Linked DNA regions of Homo sapiens: region 1 is linked to region 2. A link is an interaction called in ENCODE POLR2A ChIA-PET data of the cell type or tissue named here. Cell type or tissue: A673. All regions are shown on one strand. Links, peaks and the distances in the headings refer to the core of each region. The heading gives the core; the rest is flanking DNA.

Region 1 (8,325 bases), core at 273-8,272, 65 kb before region 2:
GGCGTGGTGGCTCACGCCTGTAATCCCAGCACTTTGGGAGACTGAGGTAGGTGGATCACCTGAGGTCAGGAGTTCAAGACCAGCCTGGCCAACATGGGGAAACCCCATCTCTACTAAAAAATACAAAAATTAGCCAGTCATGGTGGCACATGCCTGTAGTTCCAGCTATTCGGGAGGCTGAGGCAGGAGAATTGCTTGAGCCCGGGAGTAGAGACTGCAGTGAGCTGATGTCATGCTACCACAATCCTGCCTGGGAGACAGAGCGAGACTCCCAGGCTATCCCGAGATATCTTACATTGATATAAGCCTTTTCCAAATAACTTTTATTTATTTATTTATTTATTGAGACGGAGTCTCACTCTGTTGCCCAGGCTGGAGTGCAGTGGTGCAATGATCGTGGCTCACTGCAACCTCCACGTCCTGGGTTCAAGTGATTCTCCTGCCTCAGCCTCCCGAGTAGCTGGAACCACAGGTGCATGCCACCACGTCTGGCTAATTTTTGTATTTTTAGTAGAGACGAGGTTTTGCCATGTTGGCCAGGCTGTTTTTGAACTCCTGACCTCAGGTGATCTGCCTGCTTCAGCCTCCCAAAGTGCTGGGATTATAGGTGTGAACCACCACACTGGGCCCCAAATAACTTTTGCATCTCTGATCACCTGCTCTCTAACCTCACTGAGATGCCTAGGTAATCCACCTCTCAATTCATCCAGATGAAGTAATTATCTCCCAGTTGTAGTAGTTTTCTCTCCTACACTCCATGAACTGCCACTCCAATGTTACTGTCTCTGAGACCTCTGCCTCCATTATCCTCTTTCTTCCTTTCTGCTCCCAAAGTCCCAGAAACTGCTAGAGGGAGAACGAAGTAGACAAATATAAATTCATGCTGTCCAATTTCAACTTGGCCCTTGCAGCTGCTCAGCAACCCTTTTATTTGTCTCATACATTCCCTGGCACTCTCCCACAGAGGCTGTTCCAGACCTTCCTCTTTCTCTTCAAACTACAAATTCCAGTCTCCCTCCTTCTACTTCTAAAAACTTCATATTAGACAGTTTCATTACATTAACTATCCCTCCTGCAACAAATCAGTATCTTTCTCCCTCCCAGCTCAATCCTCTAGACATCCAGTTCCATTCCTGGGAAAGCAATAAATGTTATTTATCTCTTATTTATCTTTCCAGAGATATTTTATGACTCTATAAGCAAAAATATGGAAAAGAAGGAATTTGCACTGCCTGTTAAAGATAAGTAGGATTGGGCGGGTGTGGTGGCTCAAACCTGTAATTCCAGCACTTTGGGAAGCCAAGGTGGGAGGATCACTTGAGCTCAGGAGTTCAAGATAAGCCTGGACAACATGGCAAGACCACGTCTCTATAAAAATTAAAAATTAGGCCGGGCGTGGTGGCTCACATCTGTAATCCCAGCACTTTTGGAGGCCCAGGCAGGTGGATCGCGAGGTCAGGAGATTGAGACATCCTGGCTAACATGGTGAAACTCTGTCTCTACTAAAAATACAAAAAAATTAGTCGGGCGTGGTGGCGGGCGCCTGTAGTCCCAGCTACTGGGGAGGCTGAGGCAGGAGAATTGCTTGAACCCGGGAGGCAGAGCTTCCAGTGAGCTGAGATCGTGCCACTGCACTCCAGCCTGGGTGACAGAGCAAGATTCCGCCTCAAAAAAAAAAAAAAAAAAAATTAAAAATTAGCCAGGCCTGGTGGCACAAGCCTGTGGTCCCAGCTACTTGGGAGGCTGAGCTGAGAGGATCACTTGAGTCCAGGAGGTCGAGGTTGCAGTGAGCCATGATCCTACCATTACCCTCCAGCTTGGGCAACAGAGGAAGATCCTATCTCAAAAAAAAATTACAAAAATAAATTTTACAACAGATAAGTAGGATTTGGAGGCCAGGTGGAGTGGCTCTAGCCTGTAATCCCAGCACTTTGGGAGGCTAAGATGGGAGAATCGCTTGAGTCTAGGAGTTTGAGACCAGCGTGGACAACATAGTAAGACCTTGTCTCTACAAAAAATTTAAAAATTAGTTGGGCATGGTGGTGCATGCCTGTAGTACCAGGTACCCAAGAGGCTGAGATGGGAGGATCACTTGAGCCCAGGAGGTTGAGGCTGTGGTGAGCCATGGTCACGCCACTGCACTCCAGCCTGGATGACAGAGCAGACTCTCTGTCTCAAAAAAAAAAAAAAAAAAAAAAAAGCCGGGCACGGTGGCTCACGCCTGTAATTCCAACACTTTGGGAGGCCGAGGTGGGTGGATCACTTGAGGTCAGGAGTTCGAGACCAGCCTGGCCAACATGGTGAAACCCCATCTCTACTAAAAAGACAAAAAATTAGCTGGGCGTGGTGGCACACACCTGTAATCTCAGTTACTCGGGAGGCTGAGACAGAGAATCACTTGAATGCAGGAGGTGGAGGTTGCAGTGAGCTGAGATTGCGCCACTATACTCCAGCCTGGGCGACAGAGCTAGACTCTGTCTCCAAAAAAAAAAAAAAAAAAGAAGATAAGTAGGATTTGGATAGGTGAAGAGAAAGGAGATGATATTCCAACCAGGACAAACATCCTGGACAAAGGCACAGAGGTGGGAATTAATAAGATATATTTAGAAAACAGGGTATAGTTTAGAGTAATCCCCTGAGAAATAATCCCAGCTGCTTCCTCAACTGCTACTTCTCCTTTTCCAGTTCTGTCTTTAGCCCAATTGCTTCCCTGCCTGACATGTTCTACATACCAGCTGAGTAGAAATATGACACTACATGGCCCCTCACCCATCCTATCTTGCCTGGACCTTTGTTACTATTTATTAAGCTTTCACGCCAACCATGTGTTTCAGTCTTATTAAAGAGGTCCCAGCTCCTTCCTAAGTCACTTTCCAAGCCAGACATCTTCCATTTCCTTGGTCACCATTAAAAACAGGACAATGAGGCCAGAAGCAGTAGGTCATGCCTGTAATCTCATCACTTTGAGGGCTTGAGGTGGGGGATCACACGGTCAGGAGTTTGAGACCAGTCTGGCCAACATGGTGAAACCCAGTATCTACTAAAAATGCAAAAATTAGCCGGGCGTGGTAGTGGGCACCTGTAATCCCAGCTACTCGGGAGGCTGAGGCAGGAGAATCGTTTGAAAAGGGAAGGCGGAGGTTGTAGTGAGCTGAGATTTTTCTACCACACTCCAGCCTGGGCAACAAGAGCGAAACTCCATCTCAAAAAAAAAAAAAACAAAAAAACCTGGGACAATTAATATAAAAGACGCAATGTAGGCCAGGCACGGTGGCTTACGCCAATAATCCCAACACTTTGGGAGGCCGAGGCGGGCGGATCACTTGAGGTCAGGAGTTTGAGACAAGCCTGGCCAACATGGTGAAACCCCGTCTCTACTAAAAATACAAAAATTAGCCGGGTGTGGTGGCGGGCGCCTGCAGTCCCAGCTACTTGGGAGGCTGAGGCAGGAGAATCGCTTGAACCTGGGAGGCAGAGGTTGCAGTTAGCCGAGATTGTGCCACTCTACTCCAGGCTCTGTCTCAAAAAAAAAAAAAAAAAAAAAAGATGTTATTGATTTTTTTTTTTTTTTTTTGAGAGGGAGTCTTACTCTACGGCCCAGGCTGGAGTGCAGCTCACTGCAACCTCTGCCTTCCAGGTTCAAGTGATTCTCCTGCCTCAGCCTCCCGAGTAGCTGGGACTATAGGTGCCCGCCACCACGCCCGGCTAATTTTTGTATTTTTTTGTAGAGATGGGGTTTCACCATATTGGCCAGGCTGGTATGGAACTCCTGATGTTGTGATCCGCCCGCCTCAGCCTCCCAAAGTGCTGGGATTACAGGTGTGAGCCACCGCGTCCAGCCAAGATGTTATTGATTTTATATCAATATATACAACATACAGGTCAAGGAAACAAATTATGTGACAAAATTGCAATCAGCAAAACCCAGATTGTGTGAAACTCTACTGAAAAATAATCCAATTCCTTCAATGAAAACATTGCAAGGAAAAAATGAGATAAAGATAACCTTTAATTTTTAATTTTAATTTTTATTTTTTTTCAGAGGGAGATCTCACTCTGTCACCCAGGCTGGAGTGCAGTGGTATGATATCGGCTCACTGCAACCTCCCCCCATGCCCCCCCACCCTGGGTTCAAGCGATTCTCCTGCCTCAGGCTCCCAAGTAGCTGGAACTACAGGCGCCCACCACCACACCCAGCTAATTTTTGTGATTTTAGTGGAGACAGTGTTTCACCATGTTGGTTGGGCTGGTCTTGAACTCCTGACCTCAAGTGATCTGCCCGCCTGGGCCTCCCAAAGTGCTGGGATTACAGACCTGAGCCACTGCGCCCAGCCCCAGTATATGTCACTTTTAAATTAAGGGTTCCTGTGCTGGGCATGGTGGCTCACACCTGTAATCCCAGCACTTTGGGAGGCCAAGGTGGGCGGATCACTTGAGGTCATGAGTTTGAGACCAGCCTGACTAACATGGTGAATCCCCGTCTCTACTAAAAATACAAAAATTGGGCATGCTGGCTTATGCCAGTAATCCCAGCACTTTTGGAGGCCGAGGCAGGCAGATCATTTGAGGTCAGGAGTTCAAGACCAGCCTGGCCAACATGATGAAACCCCGTCTTTCTAAAAATACAAAAATTAGCTGGGCGTGGTGGCACCCGTCTATAATCCCAGCTACTCAGGAGGCTGAGGCAGGCGAATTGCTTGAACCCGGGAGGCGAAGGTTGCAGTGAGATGAGATTCTGCCACTGTACTCCAGACTGGGCGACAGAGCGATACTCAGTGTCAAAAAAAAAAAAATTAGCTGGATGTGGGGGTGTGCACCTGTAGTCCCAGCTACTTGGGAGGCTGAGGCACGAGAATCACTTGAACACGGGAGGTGGAGGTTGCAGTAAGCAGAGACCATGCTAGTGCACTCCAGCCTGGGTGACAGAGTGAGGCTCTGTATAAAAAAAAAAAAAAAGAAAAAAAATGCTGGGCGTGGTGGCTCACGTGAGGTCATGAGTTTGAGACCAGCCTGGCCAACATGGTGAAACCTCGTCTCTACTAAAAATACAAAAGTTAGCTGGGCATGCTGACGGGCGCCTGTAATCCCAGCTACTTGGGAGGCTGAGGCAGGAGAATCGCTTGACCCCAGGAGGCGGCAGTTGCAGTAAGCCGAGATTGTGCCACTGCACTCCAGTCTGGGAGACAAGAGCGAAACTCTGTCTAAATATATATATATATATACACACACACACTCACACACACACATATATATACATACACACACATATATATACACATACACATATATATACACATATAGAGAGAGAGAGAGAATGGGCGTGGTGGCTCATGCCTGTAATCCCAGCACTTTGAGAGGCCGAGGCGGGTGGATCACCTGAGGTCAGGAGTTCGAGACCAGCCTAGCCAACGTGGTGAAACTCCGTCTCTACTAAAAATACAAAAAGTAGCTGGGCGTGGTGGTGGGCACCTGTAATCCCAGCTACTTGGGAGGCTGAGGCAGGAGAATGGCTTGAACCCGGGAGGTGGAGGTTGCAGTGAGCTCCAGCCTGGGTGATACAGTGGGACTCCGTCTCAAAAAAAAAAAAAAATATATATATATATATATATATATATATAAAAATACTTGGTATTTGATGATATGAAGGTATCTTCTTGGTATCTGATATGAAGGAATTATTGTTTATGTGTGCTAATATGATTTTTTAAAAAATAATTCTTACTTTTTAGAGATATATACTGAAATACTTTCATTATACTAGTCTGTCTACTTTTATACATGTTATAAATTCTTTATTAAAAAGTTTTAAAACAATGTTATTGAATTCTCAAGCATCTGATGAAAGTGCACAGATTAGTCTGAAGGAGTGGAACAGGAGGAGTTGGAATTTAAGAAGAGGAAGGTCTGGAACAGCCTCTGTGGGAGAGTGCCAGGGAATGTATGAGACAAATAAAAGGGTTGCTGAGCAGCTGCAAGGGCCAAGTTGAAATTGGACAGCATGAATTTATATTTGTCTACTTCGTTCTCCCTCTAGCAGTTTCTGGGACTTTGGGAGCAGAAAGGAAGAAAGAGGATAATGGAGGCAGAGGTCTCAGAGACAGTAACATTGGAGTGGCAGTTCATGGAGTGTAGGAGAGAAAACTACTATAACTGGGAGATAATTACTTCATCTGGATGAATTGAGAGGTAGAGTACCTAGGCATCTCAGTGAGGTTAGAGAGCAGGTGATCAGAGATGTAAAAGTTATTTGGAAAAGCCTTACATCAATGTAAGATATCACTGATCAACCAAGAGCCTCCCTGTTCCCCAGTTAGTCTTGTCAAAGGGACTCTGCTAGGCTAGAGGGTCATCATATCAAGATCCTCTTCCAAGATCCCTTTTAGGTTTTTAGGTTGTAGATGTTTTCAAATGACTCTAGGACAGCTCTTCAGTAGCTGTATGATCCCAGGCAAGCTATTTTCTATTTTGTTCCCTAGTTTCCTCATCTATAAGAAGTTGTGATAATAATACCTACCTCACAGAGCAAGTGTGAGGATTAAATAAAATAATGTGGGTAGAAGTGCCTAGCACAGTGGCATTCTATACAAAATACTGTACTCCCTCATCAGGTGAATACAGTCTCCCTTAATCCTGAAGCTGATGCAATTGTGTGGTAAATATGCTATCACTTTATAGAGGTGTAAAACCTGTCACGAAAATCCTATTTTCTTAATGAAACATTATAAAATTGGATATTGGAGATGTGTCCGCACCCCTTCCATAAAAAAATCATCTAACTTTCCTAACATGCTGAGGTAAAAAACTTCCAGTGAAGAAAAAGAATAGTAGCAGCAGTAATAATAATAGCAAACACATGCTTACTGGATTTGAGCCTCAGTGGAATGATATGGCCTAGAGATTAAAATGTGAGTCATCTGCATGGGGGTGATATTTGAAGTCATGTACATAACTGAGGGTGTCTGGAAGAGTTATATGAGAAGAGTGCAATCCTAGGACTGAGTCCTAAGGAACTGAATCACTGAATGGCCAGGAAGAAAAGGAGGAGTGTAAAAATGAGTCCCAGGACTCGTGATGCCAAGGCCGCTGCGAGCAGCTATGAAGAGTCGGGGTTGAGCCCCAGCTGAGCCGAGGGCTCGCACTCTTCTGGTCTCCCAGGACCGTCACACCTGAAGAAATGAGTGGTGGATTGGCTCCAAGTAAGAGCACAGTGTATGTATCCAGCTTGCCCTTTTCCCTGACAATGACTTGTACCGGATATTTTCCAACTATGGCAAAGTTGTAAAGGTTACCATAATGAAAGATAAAGATATCAGGAAGAGTAAAGGGGTTGCATTTATTGTATTTTTGGATAAAGACTGAACAAAACTGTACCAGGGCAATAAACAACAAACAGTTATTTGGTAGAGTGATAAAAGCAAGCATTGGCTGGGTGCGGTGGCTCAGGCCTGTAATCCCAGCACTTTGGGAGGCCGAGGCGGACGGATCACTTGAGCCCAGGAGTTCAAGACCAGCCTGGCCAACATGATGAGACTCCATCTCTACTAAAAATACAAAAACTAGTTGGGTGTGGTGGCACGCCTGTAATCCCAGCTACTAGGGAGGTGAGACAGGAGAATCACTTGAACCTGGAAGGCAGAGGTTGCAGTGAGCGGAGATCATGCCACTGCACTCCAGCCTGGGCGACAGAGCAAGACTCCGTCTCAAAAAAAACAAAACAAAACAAAACAAAAAACAAAAAAAGAGGAAGCATTGCTATTGACAATGGAAGAGCAGCTGTGTTCATCTGAAGGCGAAACTACTTTGATAAATCCAAGTGTTATGAATGTGGGGAAAATGGACACTTAAGTTATGCCTGTCCGAAAAATATGCTTGGAGAACGTGAGCCTCCAAAGAAGAAAGAAAAAAAGAAAAAAAAAGAAAGCTCCTGAACCAGAAGAAATTGAGGAAGTAGTAGAAAGTGAAGATGAAGGGGAGAATCCTGCTCTTGACAGCCTCAGTCAGGCCATAGCATTCCAGCAAGCCAAAATTGAAGAACAAAAAAAATGGAAACCCAGTTCAGGAGGCCCCTCAACATCAGGTGAGTCAAGACCCCCAAGGATAAAGAACAGCACATATTTCCGTGATGAGGAAGAACTTAGTGATTAAAATCTTGCCCTAGCACAGTAATAAAAATCAAGATTTGTTAGTAACAATCTTGACGATCTAATTTTAATAAAAATAAGAATACTATCATGTTAATACTATTACTGTCATCCCAAGAAAAATGATATATTTTCTCTTTTTTTTTTTTTGAGATGGAGTCTCACTCTGTCCCCCAGGCTGGAG
Region 2 (8,325 bases), core at 285-8,284:
TGTGATCCCAGCACTTTGGGAGGCCGAGGCGGGTGGATCACGAGGTCAGGAGATTGAGACCATCCTGGCTAACACGGTGAAACCCCATCTCTACTAAAAATACAAAAAATTAGCCGGGCGTGGTGGCGGGCGCCTGTAGTCCCAGCTACTCGGGAGCCTGAGGCAGGAGAATGACGTGAACCCGGGAGGTGGAGCTTGCGGTGAGCTGAGATTGGGCCACTGCACTCCAGCCTGGGCGACAGAGCAAGACTCCGTCTCAAAAACAAAACAAAACAAAACAAAACATATATATATATATATTTGAGAGATGAAGTCTCGCTCTGTGGCCCAGGCTGGAGTGCAGTGGCTCAGTCTCAGCTTACCACAACCTCCGCCTCCCGGGTTCAAGCGATTCTCCTGACTCCCAAAGTGCTGGGATTACAGGAGTTACTGCACCAGGCCCACTTTATTTTTTAGAGCAGTTTTGGCATCACTGCAAAATTGAGCTGAAAGTATCAAGAGTCCTTTGTACCCCTCTCCACACACAGACACAGCCTCCCTATCAACATCCTGTCCAGAGTGGTAAATTTCTTGCAGTGATGAATATACAGTGACACATTATCAACCAAAGGCCATAGTTTACATAAGGGCTTCCTTTTGGTGTTGTACATTCTATGGGTTTTAATTTTTTTAAATAAAGATTTTATTTTTTAAGAGCAATTTTAGTTTCACAGCAAAACTGACAGGTAGGTCCGGAGAGTCCCATATACCTCCTTCCCCCATGCAGTCACGGCTCCCCTGACTACCAACATCCCTATCAGAGTGGTAAATTTGTTAAAATCGATGAACCTACATTAACACATCATTACTAACCAAAGCCTGCGGTTTACATTAGAGTTAGTTCACCCTTGGTGTTTACATTCTGTATCTTTGAACAAATGTATACTTACAAGTATCCACTATTACAGTATCATGAGAGTATTTTCGCTACCGTAAAAATCCTCTGTGCTGTCTGCCATTAGTTGTTTTTTGTTTTTGTTTTTTTAATGTGGGGTTTTGTTTTGTTTGGTTTGAGACAGAGCCCTCGTCTGTCGCCCCGGGCTGGAGTGCAGTGGCGCCATCTGAGCTCGCTGCAATTTCTGCCTCCCAGCTCAAGTGATCCTCACACCTCCGCCTCCTGAGTAGCTGGGACTACAGGTGCACACCAGCACACCTTGCTAATTTTTTGTATTTTTTGTAGAGAAGGGGTTTCACCATGTTGCTCAGGCTGGTTTGGAACTCCCGGGCTCAAAGGATCCAACCGTCTTGGCATCCCAAAGTGCCAGGATTACAGGCGTGAGTCACTGCGCCAGACTTAAAATGTGGTTGTTAATGACTACGTCTGTTGCATAACCAAAATCCCCTATTATTGGGCATTTAGATTGTTTCCTTATCTGTTTTAAAGAGGAGAAAACTAAGGCCCTTCACTTGACAAGTCACTTGTCCAAAGTCACCTGGCTAAAAAGTAGGCAGAACTGATATTAGAAATCTGGTCTGACTCCAGAACCCATTCTTAGGCCACCACACTGCGTCTAGAATTAATAACACACCACTTAACCCCGTTAGATCAGCTCCCCTCAACTTGAAAGATAGTGACCAGGCACCTCCACAAGCAGAGCAGCCAAGGATTCAAGTATATGTTGAGGAAGGCAGGCAATACAGAAAAAACTAGGTGGCTCAACTGAGATGGAACAAGCAGAAAATGCAAAGGGGAGGTCCAGGAATAGAAATAAACAGGAGGTAGGAGATGGGTACACAGAATGCTGGTTAAGACAAAGAGAAAGCTGGATTTGGGAAATCTAAAAGTAAGAAACTCTGGCTTTTATCTCTGTATGTAGGAGGGAGCAAAGATAACCTCAAGGCCATGTGGGGAGCTAGCAAGGATAAGGTTTCTGGGAAAAGGAATGAGAAAAGGGAGGGTAAACTCCCGAGGACTACAAGAGCAGGAGAGGCTTTGTGTGGCCAGGAGGAGAGGCCAGAAGTCAACGAGGCAGGCTAGAATAGGCACTGGATACCAAACCTTCCTGTTCCTAAGGAGACTTCCTTCCAGCCTGAGCCTCCTCTAGTAGTTCGGCTACTAAATGCTCTCAGCCCTTAGGGGCTGTGGTGGGAAGTGGGGAGCGGGGATTGTAAAGTGCTCTAACTATTAATATAATGCGGACTGAGAATGGATGCTGGCACAATTTTTTAAAGGCAGTAGGCTTAACGCTAGTGCCACCTACCCCTACTCCACTTCTCTAGCCTAACCTCAGCCACACCCACATGCTAAGGACCATCCAGGAGGGGGGAGCGTGTAGCGCGCCTGCGTGCTCGTGCGCACGAGAAGCAGAGAGGCAGAGAAGGAGACAAAAAGAGATAGGGGGAGAGAGAGAGAGAGAGCGAGAAGAGAGAGACAGACAAGGACAGAAAGGGGGCTGGAGGAGAAAGAGAGAGAGAGATACAGAGAGAGAGAGAGAGAGAGAGAGAGAGAGAGAGAGAGAGAGAGAGAGAGAGAGAGAGAGAGAGATCAGCCCTGGTGAGGGAGGAAAACTCCATAGATAATACAGGGAGCTCCTGCAGGAAGACTCAGGGAGAAGATCCCAGAACTTACCCTAAGACTGTTGAGAGAGTAGGGGGTAGCTTTGCAGGACCTGGTTTGGGGGTCATCAAGCAGTAACGGTTACTGCACAGGCGTTGCCACTGAGCCAGAGCCATTTAACCCGACCTGTGTGGCTGGGGATCAAGCTTCAGATACCCCATAACTCTGACTCTCAGACTGTTTTGGGGGCCCCGTGGCTGCAGACAAGGGAAGGAGGGGCACGTGAGGGCTGGGTCCCTGCCTCCCCCCGTCCTCCGCTGTCACTCACTACCCCAACAGTCGCCCAGGGGGCGGGACCCGGAGAGGTGGGGATGGGGGAGGGTAATCTTGGCAGGCGCCTGCTGCATGGCGTAGGTAGGGACTATTGAGGGGGGCGGACGCCGAGGGGGTGAACACGAGTGGGAAGCTAAGAGAGACACGGGGAGGGGGAGGGGACCGGGAACCATTTGAATGAGAGGAGGGGATCACGGGTAGAGTGGGCTCCAGGAGGTAGGGCGAGCAGGGTGTGACGGGGGCCAGACTCTTGAGCCAGGTAAGGGGAGCAGGTGCGTAGATCTGTGTTTTTTGTGGGTGAGCGCACTCGGCCCTTGGGTGGAAAGGGGACGCCGCCTTTCCCGGGGGGCCGGCTTCAAAGCTCCAGAGGCTATCTTTTCCTTCTCAACTAACGGGGCCCCGGGCGGGGGCTCAGGCGCCGTCTCTAGTGGCTGCATTCCACTCCGCAATTTCCAGGCGGCCACTGGACTGGGAGTCTCGCGCCGGGGGCCGGCGCTGTCTCGCGAGCCCCCTCCTCGAGCCAGCCAATGGGGTTGGTTGCTGGCACCGCCCGCCCGCCTGGTGCAGAGCGCTGGGCGCTGCGAGCGGCGCTGCCATTTAAAGGGGCCGCGACCCCTGTCCCGGCTGCTAGGGAGGGAGGTAGAGAAGGAGCGCGGGGCCGTCGCTGTCTGCAGTTCTAGGCTTGTAGCCTTTGCACTAACCCTGCCGCAGGTAGGGGTCGGGCCTGCTCAAGCCGAACCGAACCTGCAAGCGGGATCTTGCAGTAGCCGGGAGGCGGTGGTGGGGGGGTCTAAGGAGAGATCGTAGCTCCAAAATGTCTTCCTGTAAATGCCTGAGGTTGGGGGTGGGCAACAGGAGAAGGGAGGACTGGAGGAGCAATGGGAAAGGGGGACGGGGCTGAGGAAGTGGGCGACCTGAAAGGTAACTGGGGGGAAGGGGTTGCGAAGGGCAGTTTGTGGGGGCGGGGGAAGGGCCGAGGGAGGACCTAGCAACGCGGGGAGGGGGGGTGGGGCCAGACAGGGTGGGTAAAGACTGGGGAGCTGGGGGGCTCCTGCAGAGTGGGGAGGGAATAGAAACTGAGATCGCGGGGGCGGGAAAGGCTCCTGGTGGCGACGGCCTTAGGAGACTCTAAGGGGGCGTTCAGCCTGAGTTGCGGGGGGTAAAAGGTAAGGGGGGAAGGGAATGGGAGTTGCAGTCGAGTAGGGGGGTGGGCGGGTAGAACGACCGACTGCCTGGCCAGTGTGGGCACGGGGCCAGGGCGGGGAACGCCTCTCCCCACTGGGGGCGCTGTATTGGGGGGAGTGGTCATTAGGACTAAAGCCTTCGGAAATGCTTGTAGATTGTGGTGGTGGGGGCTGCTCATGAGAAATCCAAGTGGATGATGGGGTGTGTCTCAGAGCCTATATAAGAAGGAATTCAGGCTAAGACCACCTCTACTGCCCCCTCTTCTACTCCTAATCTGCAGTACATATCCAGCCATACTCATGGACCCCAGTGATTTCCCCAGTCCATTTGACCCATTGACCCTGCCAGAGAAGCCCCTGGCTGGAGACCTACCAGTAGACATGGAATTTGGAGAGGATCTACTGGAATCCCAGACTGCCCCAACTCGAGGATGGGCCCCCCCTGGCCCTTCTCCATCCTCGGGAGCCCTGGACCTGCTTGATACCCCTGCTGGCCTGGAAAAAGACCCTGGAGTCCTGGATGGAGCCACTGAGTTGCTGGGGCTGGGGGGGCTGCTCTATAAAGCCCCCTCTCCCCCGGAGGTGGACCACGGTCCTGAGGGAACCCTGGCATGGGATGCAGGAGATCAGACCCTAGAGCCTGGACCAGGGGGCCAGACCCCTGAGGTGGTACCACCTGATCCAGGGGCTGGGGCAAATTCCTGTTCACCTGAGGGGCTACTAGAGCCTTTGGCTCCAGATTCTCCAATAACACTGCAGTCCCCACATATTGAAGAGGAGGAGACCACCTCCATAGCTACTGCAAGAAGGGGCTCCCCTGGGCAGGAGGAGGAGCTTCCCCAAGGGCAGCCACAGAGCCCAAATGCCCCGCCTAGCCCTTCAGTGGGAGAGACTCTGGGGGATGGAATCAACAGTTCTCAGACCAAACCTGGGGGCTCTAGCCCCCCTGCACATCCTTCCTTGCCAGGTAGGTTGCCTAATTATCTGGAGAATCAGGGCTGGGAGAGGGTGGTGGTAAGGAGGGGTGGCTATGTGCTTTGGGAAGTAGTGGGGAGGAGGAGGGTGGAGAGATAAGTGTAGGGATGTGTGTGGGGAAGGACTTGGGGTTTACGAGGGAGGAGTGGGGTGGTGTGTAGAGGAAGATTAAGGAAAGTAGGGGTGGGCACAGGCTGTGGGGGAGGAATGGGGTAAGGTTTCAGGGAGCGTAGGTTGGGAGGAGTGAATTTGGTGGGAAGGGTTCCCTTTTTCCTACCCCAGTGGGCTTTTGGTGCCAGAGTCCTTCCTTCAGGATTTGGGGGAGTACACCAGGCTTCTTGGTTCTAAGACCTTTACAGCTTTTTGGTTCTAGATGGGAGTGGGATTTCTGGGTTTGATGAATGGTAACTAGGTTCTGGAGCCCCTAACAGCATAAGGATTTCAGCAGAGCGATAGAAATGCAGGGTCTAGGATTGCGTCTCTGATAGGGGAGGGACAACCTTGACTTGAGAGGCTCTAGTGTCTCCCCTCTTCTGCCTAGTGGTGTGCCTCTATCAGGCTGTGACGAGGGTCTTAGGGCTTATATAACCACCTGAATCCAGGGGAAGCTACCCATACACTGATGCTTCCTTTTCCTTTTGCTACCTTTGGGTGGTTGTGTGTGTTTTTCATTGGTAAAATATAAATTCTTAATGAAAGGTATATTACCTGTGTTTCCTTAACCCCCAAGGATTGGGACAGAAAGCTGGTGGGAAGGATAGATTTTTTTTTTTTCATGGAATAGCTGCACGTGCACCCCCCCACCCTTAGTACAGAGCCTGAGGTAACCCTGAGAGGGGCCCCAAGAAGCCACAGGCACTCGAGTTTTCCCTTTCAGTTTTGAGTAAGTTCTTCCCCAGGAATGGAGGCGGGGGTTGGGCCGGGGAGAGGGTGGTGAGGGCAGGCTCAACATTTAGGCTGCCTTCTGCTTCCTTTGCAGGAGATGGCCTGACTGCGAAGGCGAGTGAGAAGCCGCCTGAACGGGTGAGGGGGAGGGGATTGGAAGGAGTCTGGTTCCCCCTTAGCTCTGGGAAGGACAGACCCTTCATTTTCCCTCCCAGATGTTGTTCTGTAGAGAGTGTGTGTAAGGAGAGTTAGGAGGAGGGAGGGAGCACTAGTGTCTACTGCTTGTTGGGGAGAAAGTCCAACCTCCTTTTCTTCCCTCCTCCTAAGGGCTGGGCCAAGGGTCCCCACTCTCCCTTCCCCCTCCCATCTTCTATCCCCCCCCAAACCCTGTACTAGTGTTAGCCTGGCCAGGGTGTCAGTTTTCCTCCCCTCCCATCTTTCCGAGGTACAGAAGAGAAGCGAGCGCGTTAGGAGAGCAGAACCTCCAAAACCTGAGGTTGTAGATTCCACTGAGAGCAGTAAGTAGGATTTGAGGAAGTGTGACCTGGGAGTTCTGGGTGTGGAAAAGGTCCGAAAGTGGCATGCGGCAGGGCATGGATCTTCTAGCTCCTGCCGTCCTGCTCCATGAAGCGCATGAAGTGCCTGTCTCTGCTATGGGTTGGCATGGGAACCAGGGGCAGTGGGGGAAATTGAAAACAAGAGCAGTGAGAATGGCGAGTTTCCTGTTTCAGCTATGCCATCTCTGTCTCCGAATCTTCTCATTTAGAGCCTCTCCCTTTCCCTCCCTGGGAGGTTACAGAGTAACCAAGGGAGAGAGACACCAAGGTCTTAAGATACTGATGTAACAAGGGCCAGGGTGTAAAGGCCGGAACAACAGGGATCCCAGGAGAGGGACTGAACTGTTGGTCAGGGGATGGTTGGAGACCTGGTTTGGTGGCCTTTCTCATGTCCATCCCCCCACTTTCTCAGTTCCAGTGTCAGATGAGGATTCTGATGCCATGGTAGATGACCCCAATGATGAGGACTTTGTGCCATTCCGGCCCCGGCGCTCTCCTCGCATGTCCCTACGCTCAAGTGTGTCACAAAGGGCCGGGCGCTCTGCAGTGGGCACCAAGATGACTTGTGCACATTGCCGGACACCACTGCAGAAGGGGCAGACTGCCTATCAGCGCAAGGGGCTGCCTCAGCTCTTCTGCTCGTCATCCTGCCTCACCACTTTCTCCAAGAAGCCCTCGGGCAAAAAGACCTGTACCTTCTGCAAGAAGTGCGTGAGGGTCTTGGGGGCTATGCAGAGGGCAGGGATCTGGGCAGGAGTATGAGTAAGACAGAGACTGTTGGTAAGAACCTAGCAGGATGGAGCTGGGCGAGAGAGTGATGTAGGGAGAGAGTCAGAGTATTTGGCTCTGTGGTCATTGATCCTGGAGGAGGGGCGGAAGCTGAGGAAATGAGAGGGTGGTCTTGAGTGAATATTCAAACCTGTTCCCACCTCTAGGGAGATCTGGAACACCAAGGACTCGGTTGTGGCGCAGACTGGTTCTGGAGGCTCCTTCCATGAGTTCTGCACATCCGTCTGTCTCTCCCTGTATGAGGCCCAGCAGCAGCGCCCGATCCCCCAGTCTGGGGATCCCGCCGACGCTACTCGCTGCAGCATATGCCAGAAGACTGGAGAGGTGAGGACACTCAGTGGGGGCTGATTTACAGAGCCTGGCCAGCCCTGACCTGCCCCTCCCATCCTGGGGCTGCAGGGTCCAGGCCCTGTGGAAAGGGGAGTGGGGAGGAAAGGCGGCCATCATGAGGGAGCGTATTCAAGGACAGAGCTTCTCCAGGATGTGCACAGCTGGCCTTCCTTACCTCCCAGGACCTCACCATCAAGTCGGCAGCCTGCGGCGCAGGTTGGGGGGTCCCTGGGCCCACTGTCTGCTGTGAAGGTCTAGGGTGAGGTGGGGGGCTGACCTTGCATTGGGGTGGGCGGTGGTGGCCAGGCCCTAGCTCAGGGTGCGTGTATGTGTGTGGCAGGTCCTGCACGAGGTCAGCAATGGCAGCGTGGTACACCGGCTCTGCAGCGATTCTTGCTTCTCCAAATTCCGGGCCAACAAGGGACTGAAAACCAACTGTTGTGACCAGTGTGGGGCTTACATCTACACCAAGACCGGGAGTCCTGGCCCTGAGCTCCTCTTCCACGAGGGCCAACAAAAGCGGTTCTGCAACACAACCTGCTTGGGGGCGTACAAGAAGGTGGGGCCGAGGGAGTAGTGCATTAGAGGGCTGTGGAAGGGGGTGTGGTTCTTGGGTTATAAATAAAGGTGGCTGATGGGTCAAGGGCTGGGAGAAATAAAACAAATAAAGGGGGTTTCAATTGTATCCGTTATGTTTTATTTTTGAAGCTGGCTGGTGGATACACAGGTCTTTGTT

The links. ChIA-PET counts read pairs that join two places held together with the same protein. Peaks named below come from ENCODE experiments on the same cell type or tissue, not always from the same donor. Only the 100,000 strongest peaks of a DNase experiment are listed, where the experiment ranks them.
Region 1: POLR2A ChIA-PET joins it to region 2 with 12 read pairs; 4 of 35 experiments call an interaction of 5 or more read pairs at or near these places.

Annotation. Positions count from the first base shown.
Region 1 is chrX:71,314,729-71,323,053 of GRCh38, reverse strand. It overlaps the pseudogene ZCRB1P1. Among named protein-coding and RNA genes, the nearest start is that of ITGB1BP2, 17 kb to the right of the region's middle. In A673, for the core only: no CTCF peak of the experiment used is centred there; no DNase peak of the experiment used is centred there.
Region 2 is chrX:71,249,284-71,257,608 of GRCh38, reverse strand. ZMYM3 (zinc finger MYM-type containing 3) reads left to right here and starts at 3,469. Exons shown (of 25, transcript NM_201599.3): 1 at 3,469-3,580; 2 at 4,335-5,020; 3 at 6,008-6,051; 4 at 6,365-6,431; 5 at 6,883-7,177; 6 at 7,406-7,583; 7 at 7,930-8,148. The coding sequence starts at 4,354. LOC105373247 (a long non-coding RNA gene) reads right to left here and starts at 2,801. Exons shown (of 4, transcript XR_938434.2): 1 at 2,609-2,801. RefSeq lists silencers at 2,854-2,903, 2,924-2,973. In A673, for the core only: a CTCF peak has its summit at 4,143; DNase peaks (open chromatin) are centred at 2,318, 2,878, 3,388 and 4,158; H3K4me3 peaks cover 2,884 bases; H3K27ac peaks cover 3,042 bases.